Linked DNA regions of Mus musculus: region 2 is linked to region 1. A link is a loop called in an ENCODE intact Hi-C map of the cell type or tissue named here. Cell type or tissue: left cerebral cortex. All regions are shown on one strand. Each heading gives the region's core, and the rest is flanking DNA. Links, peaks and the distances in the headings are about the cores only.

What was found. A loop is a pair of places that touch in the nucleus more often than their neighbours do. Peaks named below come from ENCODE experiments on the same cell type or tissue, not always from the same donor. Only the 100,000 strongest peaks of a DNase experiment are listed, where the experiment ranks them.
Region 2: it touches region 1 in a loop (5-fold over the local background); 3 of 42 quality-filtered maps call a loop at or near these places.

Annotation. Positions count from the first base shown.
Region 1 is chr12:51,113,999-51,122,309 of GRCm38, reverse strand. No RefSeq gene overlaps it. Among named protein-coding and RNA genes, the nearest start is that of Gm34745, 39 kb to the left of the region's middle. In left cerebral cortex, for the core only: no CTCF peak of the experiment used is centred there; DNase peaks (open chromatin) are centred at 3,224, 3,830 and 4,103; H3K27ac peaks cover 1,871 bases.
Region 2 is chr12:51,182,248-51,190,558 of GRCm38, reverse strand. No RefSeq gene overlaps it. Among named protein-coding and RNA genes, the nearest start is that of Gm34745, 29 kb to the right of the region's middle. In left cerebral cortex, for the core only: a CTCF peak has its summit at 2,121 (motif pointing right); DNase peaks (open chromatin) are centred at 2,537, 2,678, 4,622, 4,984 and 2 more places; H3K27ac peaks cover 2,773 bases.

The sequences.
Region 1 (8,311 bases), core at 273-8,272:
TCAGCTCCTGCCTCAAGGTTCCCGCTTAAAGCCCTTGCTCCGACTCTGTCGGAGATGGAGTGTAATTTGGGAGGTGTAAGATGAAATGAACCCTCTCTTCCCCTGTGTGCTTTGGTCCTGGTGTTCATCACAGGAGTAGAAGGCACATTAGAGCAAGCTCTCAAAGGCCAGTAATTTGGTAAGCAACGAGGAACTTGGAATGAAGAATATGAATATATATGGAGCTAGAGAGATGGTTTAGCAGTAAAGAGCTCAGTCATTCTGTTCTGTGAGACCTGAGTTCAGTTCTCAGCACCCATGTCAGGTGGCTCACAACTTCTTATAACTCCAGATCCAAGGGGTCTGATGTCTCTGCAAATGAGGTCACCTCCCCACACACACCTTACACACACACACACACACACACACACACACACACACACACACACACCCCTTACATACACATACACTCAAATTCAAAATTCAAAATAAATCTTTAAAAGAAGAACATGATGAATGTATACAGCATCAATGGCAACATAAAAGTGAATATAAATGGTGATGAACTTCCACATTCCATAGCTGTGTTCAGATCATATCAGATGTGAGTAGACACATGGGAGAGTCTTCCTATCACATTTTTTTTAAAAAGAGGAGGGAATGATAAATCGAATTAAATGTAGATATAATGTGATGGTGTTATTGATTTATTAAGCTGAATCAGAGAGTTCAGTGTGGCCATACCAGACACAGCAGAATGCTAGGGTAAGGTACTGTCTGACAAAGAAAGGTGGCCTGGAAACATGACAGGCCCGTTGCCAAGTGTATCCGAATCAATCAGATTCAAGGCCAGCTCCAGAGAAAGGCCTACTATGGGCACTGGCCCTTGGGGAGTTGCCTGAAGAAGTCTGAACTTCTGCTTAATTGTTTCGGAGAAAAGTGTACAAGCCAGCTAGTCTTCCAGTTCAGCGTTCTATCCTCACTCAGATAGCTGTAGATAAAGATTTGAGGACAGTGTCTGATGCAGATCAAATATTATGACTTAACAGATTAACCAATGAACAAGCAAACAAATGAGCTAAGGAATTGAAGAGGAAATGCAACAGAATAAGGAATGGAAAAAAGTTATAAACGACAAAGAACGGTATATTGTAATCTCGTTTGAAAGAAAAAAATAAAACCAGAAAGGATACTTATTCTTAAAGACCAGGAAAGAAACACTCATATTAATTAAGAAAAAGAAATATTTAAAAAATTAAGAATCGAAAGGACAAAATTGAAAGCATATCCTAGAAAATAGAATAAGACCAGGAAATGAAAAAGCAAAGATAAACGAAACAAAACTGAAGATTAAGTTTAAGATGTCCACATACATATAAATTCAAAAGGGAAAACAGAAAATGGTAGTTTAGCCATTGCAAAAGACAAAATTTCTCCAAATGGAAGGATGTGCATTTTAAGATTGAAAATTGCCACGAAGTGTCCTGAAAACTAAAACCAAACCAAACAAAACCACAGCCACCCTAAAACAGAACTCTCATGGTAACACCTTGAAAGCCCAGAGCATTAAGAGTCAGGCTCCTCAATGCTTTTGAGGAGACAAACAATATCACTGAAGACTCAAAAGGCAGCCCACTGTGGACCTTTAAGGGCAAGGGACCACTGTTAAACTAAAATCTCTGGAAAAATATTATTTCAACTTAGAATTACTCACCATATTAACAAATGAATACAAACCGAATTGATATTTCCTGTTTGGTACATAAATGTTCAGAAACCGGCTTTCTGAATACCTTCCCAGAAAAGTGCTGCCACCGCAGAGGGAAACAGAGATGTGTGAGAGATGGAGGAAGCAAGCTCCAGCTGGGTAGAGCACCAATGTGTACACCTTGGAGAGTCAAGATCAAATCTCAGAGAGAAGCCTGAGAGGAAGACAACAAGCAAACAAAGACGGACATACTCCCTCGGTGTGAGACAGCTTGGCTAAGGAACTATTTATATTTATTTAAAAGAGCCTGGACAGAGCCAAAGAAAGAGATGCAGAGAAGGCCGTGAGCAAGCAAATATAAGAAATATATGATTAATTCAAGAGCATCACCCCAGAATTAAACCTAGGGCCTCATGCTTTCTAAGCAAGTGCTTTTGTGTAGACCTGTATACTCAGAAAAGATCTGGACTTTCTTCAAGTGTGTGCGTGTGCATGTGTGTGTGTGTGTGTGTGTGTGTGCGTGCACTCGCAAAGGAGTGCAGGTGCCCTTGGAGGCCAGAGGCATCAGATCCCCTGGCACTGGACACAAGAAGTTGTGAGCTGCTTGTTGATAAGGGTGCTGAAAACTGAGCTCTGGTCCTCTGGAAGCACACTAAGGGTTCTTAACCATTGAGTCATCTCTCCAGCCCCAAAGGTCCAGCTTTAATAGAAACATGCTGAAGACCATCATGGCTGAAGACAACACAATTCTGCCAGAGGCTTGTTCTACATAAAGCCAGAAGGAAGCTTGCCACAAATTCCTTGAGTATAAAGCCACCTGCCTGGCCTTTGTAGTTGCTGGTAGTCCAGCTAGTTGTTTTAGTCACCGGCCTATTGCTGTTAAGGAACACCATAACCGAGGCAACTCTTATAACAAGAAAGCACTTAATTGTGGGCTTGCCTATAGTTTGAGGAGGTTAGTCGTTATCCTGTCAGGAGCCTGTCAGGAACATGGTAGCATGCATGGTGCTGTAGCTGTAGTTATATTCTGATCCATAGGCGACAGGGGGGTACATATATATAGATAGAAAGGATAGAGATAGTGGGCCTGGCATGGGCTTTGAAACTTCAAGGCCCACCCCCAGTGACACACCTATTCCAACAAGACCACACCTCCCATTCCTTCTAATCCTTTCAAATAGTTCCACTCCTTGGTACCTTAGCATTGAACTATATGAGTGTATGGGGTGGGGGGTGCATTCTAATGCAAACCACCACATTAGGTGTTTCTGTGTCTGCGATCAACTAAAAGTCTGCTTTCAGCCCATGAGAAGACAAATGTGTGATGAGCGACTGTACCGATCATGTACAAAGTGACTGCGCCGTGCTGGAGCCCTCACTGCGTGCCTTGCCTTATCTCTGTTGATTCTTAGCTGCTTTCAGTTTGGCTGTACAATTGGGTGAAACTGAGATTTAAAGAGCCAACACAACTTTCCCAGAGTAGCAGGCCTTCGATGAGAACGCAGGCAGTGCAGGTCAGAATTCTGCTCCAGGGTGTCACTCTTCCGTTCAGTACACACCTCGTAACGTGCCGCAAGGGAACGGACAAAATCAATAAGAAAAGCAGACTCTTCTGATGGATGAAGAGGTTGAACCGAAGCCAGGGAAGGCTTAGGAGGGAAAGGGAACAGCCCTGCTGACCCACTCACAAGAACCAAGAATTGATGTGGTTTTGTAAACAACTGTTTTAGTGACTGGTCAAAGTCCCTTCTCTACCCGAAGACCAGAACAAGCCACCGCAATGACTCTTTTTTTCCAGAGACTCAGTTTTCACTCTTTTCTTATCTTTTAAACACCATTTTTCCTTCTTATGCCTTTTAATTACTAGGCTTCCTAGTACTCAGACCTAGATTGTCTTGTCTAAACTTTCTTTCAGTGACTATTTGCCTCCTGGGAGTCCTGGCAACCAGGCAAAGAGACCCCAATCTGGGAGCCAAAGAAGGCCTAGTTTTCCCTCCCATCCCCAGCCTCATTAAATATGGTGCAGTTTCTACCAAGAGTGTTGGGGGCGGAGGCTGTGTGGGCAAGACACAGCTTCCAAATGTTCTTGTAAATATTCATAAAAACACGTCAGTGTTGCTAAACCCACGGTAAACCATAACCACCCATCCCTGTACACCCTGCATCCTTTTGCTGTTAATCCTTTTGTCCGCCTTGAATTCCTTCCCACAATTGCTTCTCCCTCCATCTTGTGTTTTTGAATTGCTGCCAGCCACCTTAGCCTTTCAGGCAGCCCGCGGTACCCTTTTCAAAGCAGCGGGCCTTGCTGCCAGCTAGGATGCGAACGATACACGCTGTCCCAGCGATGTTGTGTTTTCTCATCTTGGTTCCTTGCTCATGGGGAACACGGCAATTATTCTACCCAGGACCTGATGGGGATTTCGGAGCGACCTGGCACATCTGAAACATTTTTCTGACTCACTGAGTTGGCATCTCTTGCTAGATCAGCATTGGCCCAGTTCCACACAGCCTGTCACCAGCAGTGGGTGTTGTTGTAAGCACTAGTTTTGATTGTGGCAAGATGGGCTCTGTGACTCTCCTCTTGTTCTGTTGAGTTCAGAAAAGGCATCTGCTCTCCATTCACATTGCATTTGACAAGAGTCCAAAACCTAAATGAATGTTGCTAATAAAGAACTGTAAGGAAAAAACATGTTGAGAACCACTGAGTGTATTCAACACATATCAAGTGTTGGAGCAGGGAGGGGGTAGGCTGGAGTGAGGCACTGGCTTGGGATCGGCGACTGGAGGGGTGGGAACTCTGGCCTCAGGGGCTAGCTCTGTCGGTGCACTGTGCCTCAGTTTGCCTTCTTTAAGTTGAACATGCTTGTGAGGTGTTTTCTGAAACAGACTGCTGGCGACCTGGAATCTGTTTACCTCGGCTGTGGGTCAACGGAGCCTGAGTTCTGTGGTAGTATTGATTAACTACTCAATGGCTGCCAAGGGTGACTTCAGCTCTGTACTTAAGCTTCACTGCTCATTCTCATCAAAGTCTTTGATCTGGGCAACTGGCTTGTCCACTGCCTTTTGTGTAGCACGTATAAACACAGCCCAAACCCATCTTCCCTTACTTTCTCAGACATAGCTCTTACATTACAAAGTCCACCCTGGGCACTGCTTTCCAGAGCAAGCAGCGGGCATCCTGAGAGGGTTTGCTTCTAAATAGGAGTGGTTGAGAGTTTGGAAAAAAATATTAGAATGTGAAACTATATTAAAATCACTGTCATCGAAGTCCTCATTTGGAATATGAATTATCTCGAAAACATACATACATATACCAAGGTGGTTGAATGAGAAAACTTTTAAGAGAGTATCTTAAGTCTTTAAACCGTAACATTATTATTATAGGTAAAATTCTTTCAGGTAAAGTGTAACTAACTTTTAATAAGTGTGATCATTTTAAACAGTACTAACACAACCACACTGTCACAATATTAATGTTACCGTGCTTTTGGCAATTAAGATACAAGGCATATGCTTTTTTCTTTAGAGGCTAATACCACATAAATAAATATTATTAAGTATTTTAAGGGCTTTATCCACAGAAAATTCTTACACTCTTAGTTTTTACAGGAGAGTGTCTATCAATTAAGACAAATTACTTTTATCCCATGGCCTTAATATCATAGCTAGTCCAGATTAAGAAAGACTGGAAAGTGAATAAAAATTGAATGAACCCAATATTTATTCTTGGTAGACTTCTCTGTGGTGGACAAAGCCTATCTCGTTCTCAAGAAAAACCTGGGTTAAGAATTCAGATTTTAATTTGTCAAACAAACATCTGCTCTATTGTATTGATGGGGCGTAGACTAGAATGACATGCTATTATTTGAGGTAAGTTGAAGGCCACCCTTTATGAAAATAAAGACATCAAGGATTTAGCCACGCAAAACTTTATCAGAGCATGTAAGGTTGGTAATGTTTGCAAAGTTTGGAACAGTCTTCAAGTCCCTCTAGAGCTGGACAGCTTAAGGAGGGTAAGAATGTGTGTGGTGGCATCCATGCTAATTTCCAGGTAAAGGTGTGGATACGTGACAGAATGGACAATCTGGGACCCTTAGGGCTACAAGTCTGGAAAGGGGGGTGGGGTGGCATTAGTTACTTTTCTTATCCCTGACCAAACACCTTATAGAGGCAACTTAAGGGAGGAAGGGTTTATTCTCCACCATGGATAGCATGGTGGAGAGAGCATGGTGGGTAGACACATTGGAGTGACTCAGTTCCTTCTGGTATTTGCTGTTGCAGTAATTTCCAACCCCAATAATCCCGAATAAAAACCACACAATCTAGTTATATTTATAAGCGATAAGCCTAGGTTGGGCAGAACTAGCACTATACTAACTTATTTCCCAGCTATGAGACCCTTTGTTACAGAGTTTCTCCTGGCCATGTGGTTCTGTACCATCTTCGTTTCCTCCTTCCTCTCCCCTCCCTCCCTCCTCTGTCCTCTCTCCTTCCCTTCTCATATTTCTCTCTCTCTCTCTCTCTCTCTCTCTCTCTCTCTCTCTCTCTGCTCCCACTCTCAAAGACCTCCTGTCCCACCTTTCACCTCTGCTGCCTAATCACAGGCTCTAGCCATTATTGACCAGTAAATGGGGAGAAGGTTCACATGGGATCACCTGAGTACGTGATCCACTGTTCATCCGGAGGCTGTCCCTCCCTCTTGAGGAAGCAGAATTAACGTCAGAAATCAAACAGCATCAGGACAACCCACAACAATTTGCTTTCAGCATGCTGTCAAAATCACCTATATCCTGCCAGATCTGAAAACAAACTGGGATCAGAAGTGGACATCACCCTCAACGCCCACCCCTCACAACTCACTTCTGCTCTCGAGGCCATCGCTCCGAAGTCTCCTCACAACAGTGCCATCAATTGGAGGTCTAATGTTCAAACACACCAGCCTGTGAGGTTCATTCTATACTCACACAGACAGGTAAATGGTATATGACGGTCAATCAATAAGGATGAGAAGTGAGCAATCGCCAGTGTGGTCAAATTTTAGGTTACTGTTTATTGAGAATTTGTTTGTATTTGTACTTGTGTCCTACATAAAGATGAAACAATGTGTTTAGTGATAGAACAAAAACAAAATCCCCAAACAGTGTTTTATATAAGAGGATAATTGCTATTAAATGGAAGTATTCAGTTACTGAGTGACACTTTTGGGGATCTTGTTCAACCCTAAATCCTCACCTAACCTATATCAATGTCACAGTCCAATTGTCACCTTTACTTTTTGTCCCCTTTACTGCTCAATCCCTTCTGGTGTTTGCTGTCGGACATCAAAACCTCTTTCGAGTCTTTTTGCTGAATTCCAAGATAATATTTGCTCCTTATTTCTTAGGAAGATCTAACACTCTTTTTTCCCTAATTCATTCTTTTTTAAAAAAAAAAATTTAGTTTTTATTCTTTATATCCACTATATTTCAGCTTACCTACACTTCTCCTAATCTCCTCTCCTTACCTCCCATCTCCTGTAGATTCATTCCTTCTGTGTTTTCCTTAAAAAAAAAAAAAAAAGAGCAGGCTTCCCAGGCATATACCAGACACAGCATAACAAGTTACAATAAGATTAGGTACAGCCCCTCATATCAAGGCTAGACAAGGGAACCAGTGAGGAAGAAAAGGGTCCTAAGCACAGGCAAAAAAGTCAGAGGTTGGAGATAGCCTTTACTCCCACTGTTAAGGGTCCCTTAAGAATACCAAGCTACTATCTAGGGATCCACCCCATAATCAGCTTCCAAACGCTGACACCACTGCATACACTAGCAAGATTTTGCTGAAAGGACCCAGATATAGCTGTCTCTTGTGAGACTAGGCAGGGGCCTAGCAAACACAGAAGTGGATGCTCACAGTCAGCTATTGGATGGATCACAGGGCCCCCAATGGAGGAGCTAGAGAAAGTATCCAAGGAGCTAAAGAGATCTGTAACCCTGTAGGTGCAACAACATTATGAACTAACCAGTACCCTGGAGCTCTTGACTCTAGCTACATATGTATCAAAAGATGGCCTAGTTGGCCATCACTGGAAAGAGAGGCCCATCGGACACACAAACTTTATATGCCCCAGTACAGGGGAACGCCAGGGCCAAAAAAAATGAGAATGGGTGGGTAGGGAAGGCGGGGGGAGGGTATGGGGGACTTTTGGGATAGCATTGGAAATGTCATTGAGGAAAATACATAATAAATTAAAAAAAAAAAGAATACCAAGCTACACAATCATAAGGTATGTGCAGAGGCCCCAACTCAGACCCATAAAGGATTCGCGATTGTAGCTCCTGTGAACCCTCAGGAGCCCTGCTTAGTTGATTCTGTGGGTGGTCTCTGGCTCCTAGAATCCTTTCTTCTCCTCTTCTTCAGAGTTTCTTTGGCTTTGCCTGGTGTTTGGCTGCAGGTCTCTGCATCTGCTCCTATCAGTTGCTAGACGATGCCTCTCTGATGACAATTAGGTTAGAGACTGATTTATGAGTATAGCAGAATATCATTAGGAATCATTTTTCCCCCTGCCAGTTGTATGTGGTCCTTTCCTGGATCTCTGGGCAGACCAGCTTTTGGTTCCATCCACGAAGTGTTAGGTGTGGACTC
Region 2 (8,311 bases), core at 231-8,230, 68 kb before region 1:
AAAGGGTCAAACTCAGAGACTTTTCGGGAGAATTCCAATGAGATAATAATGTCTGTAAAGCAGTCATCCCTAGCTGAGCTCGCTGTCAGTGGCAGCTGTAGCACATGCCAAGGGCGGTGCATGCTGATGCTGACAGCACATAGGATCACTGCTCAGGGGATCCAGGCCCCTCTAAGCTCTCCCCTGCACTTTGTATGTATGTAGGCACAGGCACAGAGTCATCAGACAGCTTGAGTCTATCATCTTGCCGTTCTCCACAGTAGCAATGCATTCTCAGTATCACAGTTCAGCAGGTCATTTAGTCTTCTTAATGACACGATACAGACAAACCTCAGTGACAGCTAAAATTAGTTTTCCTTTGAGTCTCTTTGATTATGTCTCTAACCCTTTGAGCACTCCTTTTACCCCCTAAGTCCTGGTATTGTACAGGGGCCAATTAGAGATGTTAACCATCCTACCCACAGTACCAGCATTCTTTGGCATTGGGGTGGTGAAGATGTACTAATTTTGACCCATCTGCTAAAGAAAGTCCCTAATAACTTGACCATATATGTATGCATGTATACACACACACACACACACACACACACACACACACACACACACATACACACACACATTTATATGTTAATAAGAGCACTAAAGCTGGGTTAACATTGAACCACATTGTCAGTGTGCAGTTTAAAATTCATATACATTTCTCCAAAGTTAATCATTGTCTGATTTCCCTCTAGTCATAGTCAGCCTAGGCCCACATGCCCCTTGGCACGCCCTTTCTGCTGACCAGCACATTTGAGTCTTTTAGTCTGTCTTCTCTTAGCTTGTGGATCTCCGGCTTTCTGTCTAACTTTAGTATTTAGGGGTTCGGGCCTCATCCTCATTCTTTGAATGCTGTGGCAGCCCACTAGCTGGTCTCTGTTATTTGTGCGCTATACTTCCTCAGCACGACTTTATAGGATGCTAACGTAATCACGTTGCAGTCCTTAAAAAGGAATGTTCAGTGCATATTCTAACTATGCTGGTAAGCCTCCACCATCTACTTCTGTTCCTCTTCCAGTCACATGGGCCATTGCTGTGGCTTTCCCTGGGGGATACCAGCCCACATCATGCCAGTCCATTCTTGACTTTGCTCAGGCTTGCTTCTAGCAAAGTACCTTCGTGGTTTTTTTTTTTTTTTTTTGTCTGTTTCGAGACAGGGTTTCTCTGTGTAGCCCTGGCTGTCTTGGAACTCACTTTGTAGACCAGGCTGGCCTCGAACTCAGAAATCCGCCTGCCTCTGCCTTCCGGGTGCTGGGATTAAAGGTGTGCACCACCATGCCCAGCGTACCTTTGGTTCTTGCTTACTCTCAACTCCCACCCAGCTGTTATCTCTCATTTAAGGATCGACTGCTCCTCCTTTTACTAGAAATTCTAACTACACCCAGTGTAAGATGCTTTACACTGCTCATAGCTCTGTGATTTAAAATACACTTCCTTCTTCCTTCTTAGAATGCTTGAGTCTGTGGTAAGGTCTAGGCCCATCATTTCTCATGTCTTTAGGCTCCACTAACACAGCAATAAATGCAAAGCACACATTTGTCATGTGTCTGAACAACGTAGTACTTTAAAAACTGCTGCAGTGAAAGACCCTCTCTGCAACTGTGCTCTTGCTCCGTCCTGGGTTGTCACACAGAAGCCATGGACGTGTCGATGTATGGCATCCAGCCGTGAAGTGCAAGTCCTCTCAGAGCTCTCATTGTTACACAAGCGGCATGCAAAAACAGCTGTATGGTTACAAACCAGGCTATAAGGTTATATACTGGGAATTTCCATACTTAGTGGGAAAGATCATCAAAACATACAAAGTGAGGAAGAGAAAATGTTTAATATGAATGGTCGTTTCTTGTAGGTGGAAGTGTTACAGTTTTCGTATGTGTGTGTGTGTGCATGTGTGTTCATTCTAAATGCTTTATGAAGATTCTGCATTATACAATCAACATTTTTATAGTAGTTGCCATAAGTGTGAAGTAATTTTTCAAGAAGGCAAGAAATCTCTTCTTTGCTTGCCTATATTCTCATGGTTCCAGCAGCCTCCTTTGCTGTGGTATCTGAACATTTCTGGCTGCAAGTCACCATTTATTGCCACTAGATGTCACCAAACTACTTGCAATATTAGTGTAGATGCCCTGTGCATATTCAAACAGTTAAAAATATTTAAACACCATTATTCAGTGTTCTTTGGTGTCACACAAAGCATTCAGAATTTGAAGAATTAGTAAGAAAAGGCACATTACATAATGTTCTGCTTCTTATGTAACAGGTGAGGGCTACATGAATCCCTTGGTTTTATGTAATTCATATTTTACTGACTTCTTAATATGATTGGGAGGGGAAAATTGACACGAGAGTCTTGTTTAAATGTAGGATTATTTCCAGTTGATTCCAAGCACTTTTTTTTACATAATATATAGCAAAAACAGAGGCCAGCACCCCAAAACTCCTTCCTGAGAAGTGTTTTCCTTGAGCTGAACGCAGCTTCCGCCACAGCATCTGTAGCTCTTGGGATAATGAATCAAAACATAGCACTGGGATTCTTTCTGGAACATGTTAATTATTACAAAGCAGTTTAAAATTCATTTGGTGCTTCAGGAAGCAAAACCAATAACCTCTTCTCGAGGAACTGAAGAAGGCATCTCTTTAGCAAAGGGCAACTGAGAGCCATGTCTTTAAACGTTTGAACCTATTTACTGGGTAGGTTCAAAACCGGTCTTTTTTTCTGATTGGCTCTGTTAACAGCTAAAGTGAAGGGTTTAAGGCAGCTTGTTTCCAATCATTTTTGTTGAGAACGAAAATGAGAAGCCAATCAAAAGGCGTTTAAGTTAGGCAGTGGGTTTTGGGAAAGAAGTCTGTGCATTCCCTCCTGCTACTTCTCTCTACTGTGGAGTTCAGTGTTGAAATCATGGCATGTTATCCACCTTAAGCTTCACCATGGGAAAAGGGGCCAACACACAATAGCCTTTTAAGCAAAAATATAACTGAACCGGCCTGGTTGTTTTCTAGAGGTTTTCAATTGTTACCCATTATAAATCGCACATGTTAAGTCTTATCCACAGTATTGAGGATTTTTGACTATTGTCTAATTATAAGCATTCTATATCACTTTTATTTATTATGACATATTCTCTGCACGAAATTAAAAGGCAATAAGGATCATTAAGTCTAACTAAGTTTATTTACAGGGAAAAAAGCTACCATTAACAATAAGGAGGAAACTAAACCAACCCAGCAGCCCACACATCTCAGTTTATGAGACATTTTTAAAAGAGATCGTGGTACCGATCATTATATTTCAGATGCTACCAACCCAAAGCAAATAAGTCTACACGTCACCGGGGATTTTTAACTTCCACTAGTCTGACTCTAGTGAGGTTAGTATAACAAATGCCATCTTTACTTTATTTTGTGCAGAAACTATGAATTTTAAGCACTAGGAAAATAAGTATCATGAAAAACAGAATAGCCTCATCACGATGGGGCTCCAGGTTCTGTACTCGTTTATCAGGTACAACTTGACACTTGTGTGGATTGTGCTCCGAGCCCTGTTTCATTTGCTACTCATGTGCCATTGTACCACACAGAGAGGTCAGATCTTCTTGCAATATTGTAATATGGAATTGCAATTTGGTTTTTCTGTCCTAGGTGTCTCCTGAAAATTTCTTTACTTAAACCTTTCGTATGAAATATTCATCCGAGCTGCTCTGATATGGTGACAATCCTCAACTGTAAAGTGGAGGAGCCATTTTTGGACGTGTCTCTTCAGATGCTCAGATTTGCTTCTCTCTAGTACTTAAGAAATGAATAGCCTCCATCAGCTACGTATAAGGCCTGATAAGCTCACCCTGTGACACACTTTGTACTGTTATTATTCGGTGTCTTCCTTTCATATGTCCACCAAACGCCTCTAGTTTAGCTCCAAAGCACAGTGCATTTCCTCTGTTATTTTCATATTCACCCTCTCACTGATGCAGCTGATTGCTGCCACTGAAGTAGACAAGAGTTCTACTGGTAGGCTCTCATCCATGAAATTGCAGAGTCTAAGACTAGCTTTACATATTTTGAAATTAAAGTGTGTGTGTGTGTGTGTGTGTGTGTGTGTGTGTGTGTGTGTACATGAGAAAATGTGCTGTGTGAGAGTGTGTGAGAGAGTGTATATGTGTGTGTATGTGTGTGAGAGAGAGTGTGTGTGAGTGTATGTGTACATGTGTGAGTTTGTGTGAGAGTGTGCCTGTGTGTGTGTGTCTCAATTACTTTAAAGACATTTTGCTAATTTGCTGCAATCTTTTGCATCCTGTGTTTTAATGAATGTTCCAGGGAAGAGTTGTAGTGAGAGGTTGGTTTCTCGAAATGAGAGGCATCGGCATTCACAGAATTTGGTCAAAAAGAAGTCCAGCACTAAATTGCATGTTGCTTTGGGTGTCAGCCATGAAAATTTGCTCAGCTCACTGCTGAAGGATATTGAAACACATTTCTCGCCGACATGGCGTCATCTGTGGTGTGGATGGAGCCTTCATGCTGACAAACACTGCGTGAGTGGCTGCTGGAGCCAGTAGGCACTCCTGATGATTAACTACAAAAAATGCTTTTGACTCTGGCTGCTGACAGGAGTGACAGTGCTTTGGCCAGACCGGCCTCCTTCTGGACACCAAAGCGTGTTCCCGTCTTGGTTTTACCATCTGGTTCCAATACAAGCCAGGGACGATGAGGAGAAGAGTCTGTTAGAGAGGCAGCAATAGACTAATTCTTTTGGCAGTTTCATCTTTCTCTGATCAATTAAAAAGAAATGTACATAGGCCAGCGGAACAAAGCAACAGCTTCTGCAGTTTTGGTTTGGCAAAGGTCTTTTGAGCGTTTTCTGAATGCAAGGGGTCTGCATGGGTCACCGTATGCTTCATTATGGTAAAGGTGGGTAAATAGTGAGCTTCTGCAATGGAACTGAAGCTTACCCATGGTGCTGCAAGAATACCAGTGTTGCATTTTATATGACTCACTTCCTTCTAGGCAGCTCTAAATATATTCAGTCGGTGTAAGAATACTTAGCCCCGAGGATACTAAAAGCAGCAGAAATAATTCAAACTCGATATCCTTATTTGAAGTGTGTGTGACCAAAGGTATTTTAGATTTTACATTATAAAAGTTTGAGAGATGTCTAGAGTCATGAGGTACCTTGGGAATGGGACTCAAAACTATTTGCTGGTCTGGTGCTGGAGAGATGGATCAGGGGTTAAGAGCACATGCTGCTTGTGGGGTTTGAATGAAGATGGCCCCTGTAAGCTTATGTATTTTAACTCTTAGTTCCTTTGGATGGAACTGCTTGAGAAGGATTAGGAGGCGTGGCCTTGTTGGAGGAAGGTGTGTCCCTGGGCTTGGGCTTCAAGGTTTTGAAAATCCATTCATTTGCCGGTTAATCCTTTCTTTCCTCTCACATTCGGAGAAGGATGTAAGCTCTTCACCCTTCAGCACCATACCTGTTTACTGCCATGCTCCCTGCCATGATGGTACAGACTCATCCTCTGGAAGTGTAAGCTCCAATACAACTCTTTCATAAATTGCCTTGGTTATAGTGTTTTGTCACAGCAATGAAAAGTAACTAAAACATTGCTCTTCAGAGGACCTGAGTTCAGTTCCTGGCACCCAGACAGGGAAGCTCACAACTGCCTATAACTCCAGTCCTAGGGGATCTGACACCCTTTTCTGGCCTGCATGGACACTGCACATATTATGGTATACATACAAAGGAGGCAGGTTCTTATACACATAAAACAAACAAACAAACAAACAAACAAACAAACAAGTCACCGATGCTTCATATCCTCTCTGCACACATAGCCTGAAGGTAACCCCATGATACAGTTCTAATTTTTTTTGAGACAGTCTTGCAGGCTTGGAACTCACATAGATCAGGCTAGCCAGGAACAGAGTTCTGCCTGCCTTTGGCCTCCAAAAGCTGGGATTAAAGGTGTGTGCTACCACATCTTGCTTAAAATGTCAATTTAGCTTAACTTAAAAATTGTTTGTGTTTATAAATTTATACAGGGTCTACATTAAAAATGTTAGCAGGGTCTGGAAAGTTCAGGGTGGCTTTGAGTTTGCTGTGAGGCTCAGGATGACCTTGAACCTCTGGTCCTGCCTCCATGCCTGGTTGAGGCAGTGCTGGGGTGCAAGTCGAACATTCTGCCACTCGACTTACATCCCAAGCCCCTACATAGTATTTTCACTACACCTGTGTTTGGATTGAGACTTTTGACAGGAGATCTTGTATGGAATTCTCACTTAAGATATCGTGTTGGTGCTCAAAAGTTGGGTTTTTGAAATTTTCAGATACTGAATTTTTACATCAGGGATGCTCAACCTATAATAATATTTTTTGTGAGGCTTTATAATTTCCCAAATGTATTCAACTAGAATATTTCTTTACAGACGTTTTACACAGCTAGATGAACAGATAGTATTTTTTATGCTTGCAATTAGCATACACGGAAACAGACTCAGAGATACTAAATAATGTATACAAAGTCACAGAGCTGGTGGTAGGGACAGAGGTAGGCTGGAAACTGGGGTGGAGAAGCTCTCCCTCTGGGGACTGCACTTTCCATTGTCTGGTGTTGTTTTATGTCCTCCTGACAATAGTTCCATGGTTCAAAAAAGGTCAGACCCATCTCAACCTGAGAACATGGGGAACAGAATAGTGCTCAGCTCTTCTTGTGATCTGCCACAAGCTTTCATAGAGCACATTTTGGTCTTGTGACACAAAGGATCCATTTTGTCAATAGGAAATATCAATGTTCAGTGATGAGAACTTGAGTTGTATAGATAGGATGGAATAAACTGATAACAACTTGGACAGGAAAGTACAAAGTTAGTAGGTTGGGACTCAAAGGAGCTCATCTGTTGAGTAATGCTGCTTGGATGATACTTGGGACAGTTCCCAACATTTCTGTTTCATCAGATTTCTTTCTTTTTCCATTCTTGTCTTTTAAATCTTTTATTTCTAATGCCCTCACCTTGACATTCATCGAATGAAGCTGTTCTAAATGGGAAGAGGGATAACAAAGATAAACCTACCCTAGCAAATGTTTTTCTTCAATGAGATGTTTAGTAAGTATCCAATCTCTTCCCTCTGGATCAAGAATACCCTGATTACTGATACACATATAAACTCATAGAGACATGCACAGGTTCAAACCAAACACAATCACATCATGAGAAGAAGTAGACCCACATTTAACTGAGATATACATTGATACATACTGGGAATGGCAATATTAGTTTTCTCCAATGGACTGTTACTAGGTATATCAACTTCAGTTCAAAGCAAGTTCCATGCCTAGGCACAAAACAGACTTCATGGTTTTTGGTTTTGTTTTGCTTTGTTTTTGTGGGATTTTTGTTCAATTAATTTGCTATTTATTTATGTTTTATTGTTTTTTGATTGTTTTGATTTTTTTGAGAGGCTGAGGAGAGAAAAAAGAGGGGACAAACTTGAATGGTAAGGATGTAGGGAGCATTGGGGGAGGGGAAAGAATATTACCAAAGTGCATTATATGAAAAACAAATTTTCAAGTCTCTAAATATGTTGTTTGTTTTTAGAGAATATGGTTACATCATTTTCTTCTTCCCTTTTGTTCTTCCAACCCTTTTTCATATATCCATTTTTGTTCTCTTTCAAATTAGTGGCCTTTATTCATTAGATGTATGTATGTGTGTGTGTGTGTGTGTGTGTGTGTGTGTGTGTATCATATGTATAACACATGTGTGTGTGTATCATATGTATAACACATGTGTGTATGTATATATGATGCATATGTATATATGTATATGACTACATAGATACAACCTTCTCAGTGTGTATAATGCTACTTATAAGTATATATCTCCAGGGGTGACCATTTGGTGTTGGATAACTAATTGATGTGTTCTTCCCTGGGGAAGAGTATGTCTCCCACTTACAGCATTTTTTAGTTACCTGTAGTTCTACATGTAGGGTTGAGTCCTCATGGGCTTCCTGCTATCCATGTTACCATGTTTATTTTTGACCTTGTTTGGCTTATGTTTGGAGGACTCACAGTGGTAAGACTTTATGGATATAGCTTTAACATTACTAGGAGACACAGTTTTACAGGACTCTCCCTCATCTCTGACTCTTACAGTCTGCTTACTTTTCCACTATGTTCCCTGAGCCTTAGCTGTGAAAGTTCTTTTGTAGCTGTATCCTTCTTTTGTAATTGGGCTCCATAACTCTGAATTTCATTGGTTGTAGTTTTCTGTAATGGTC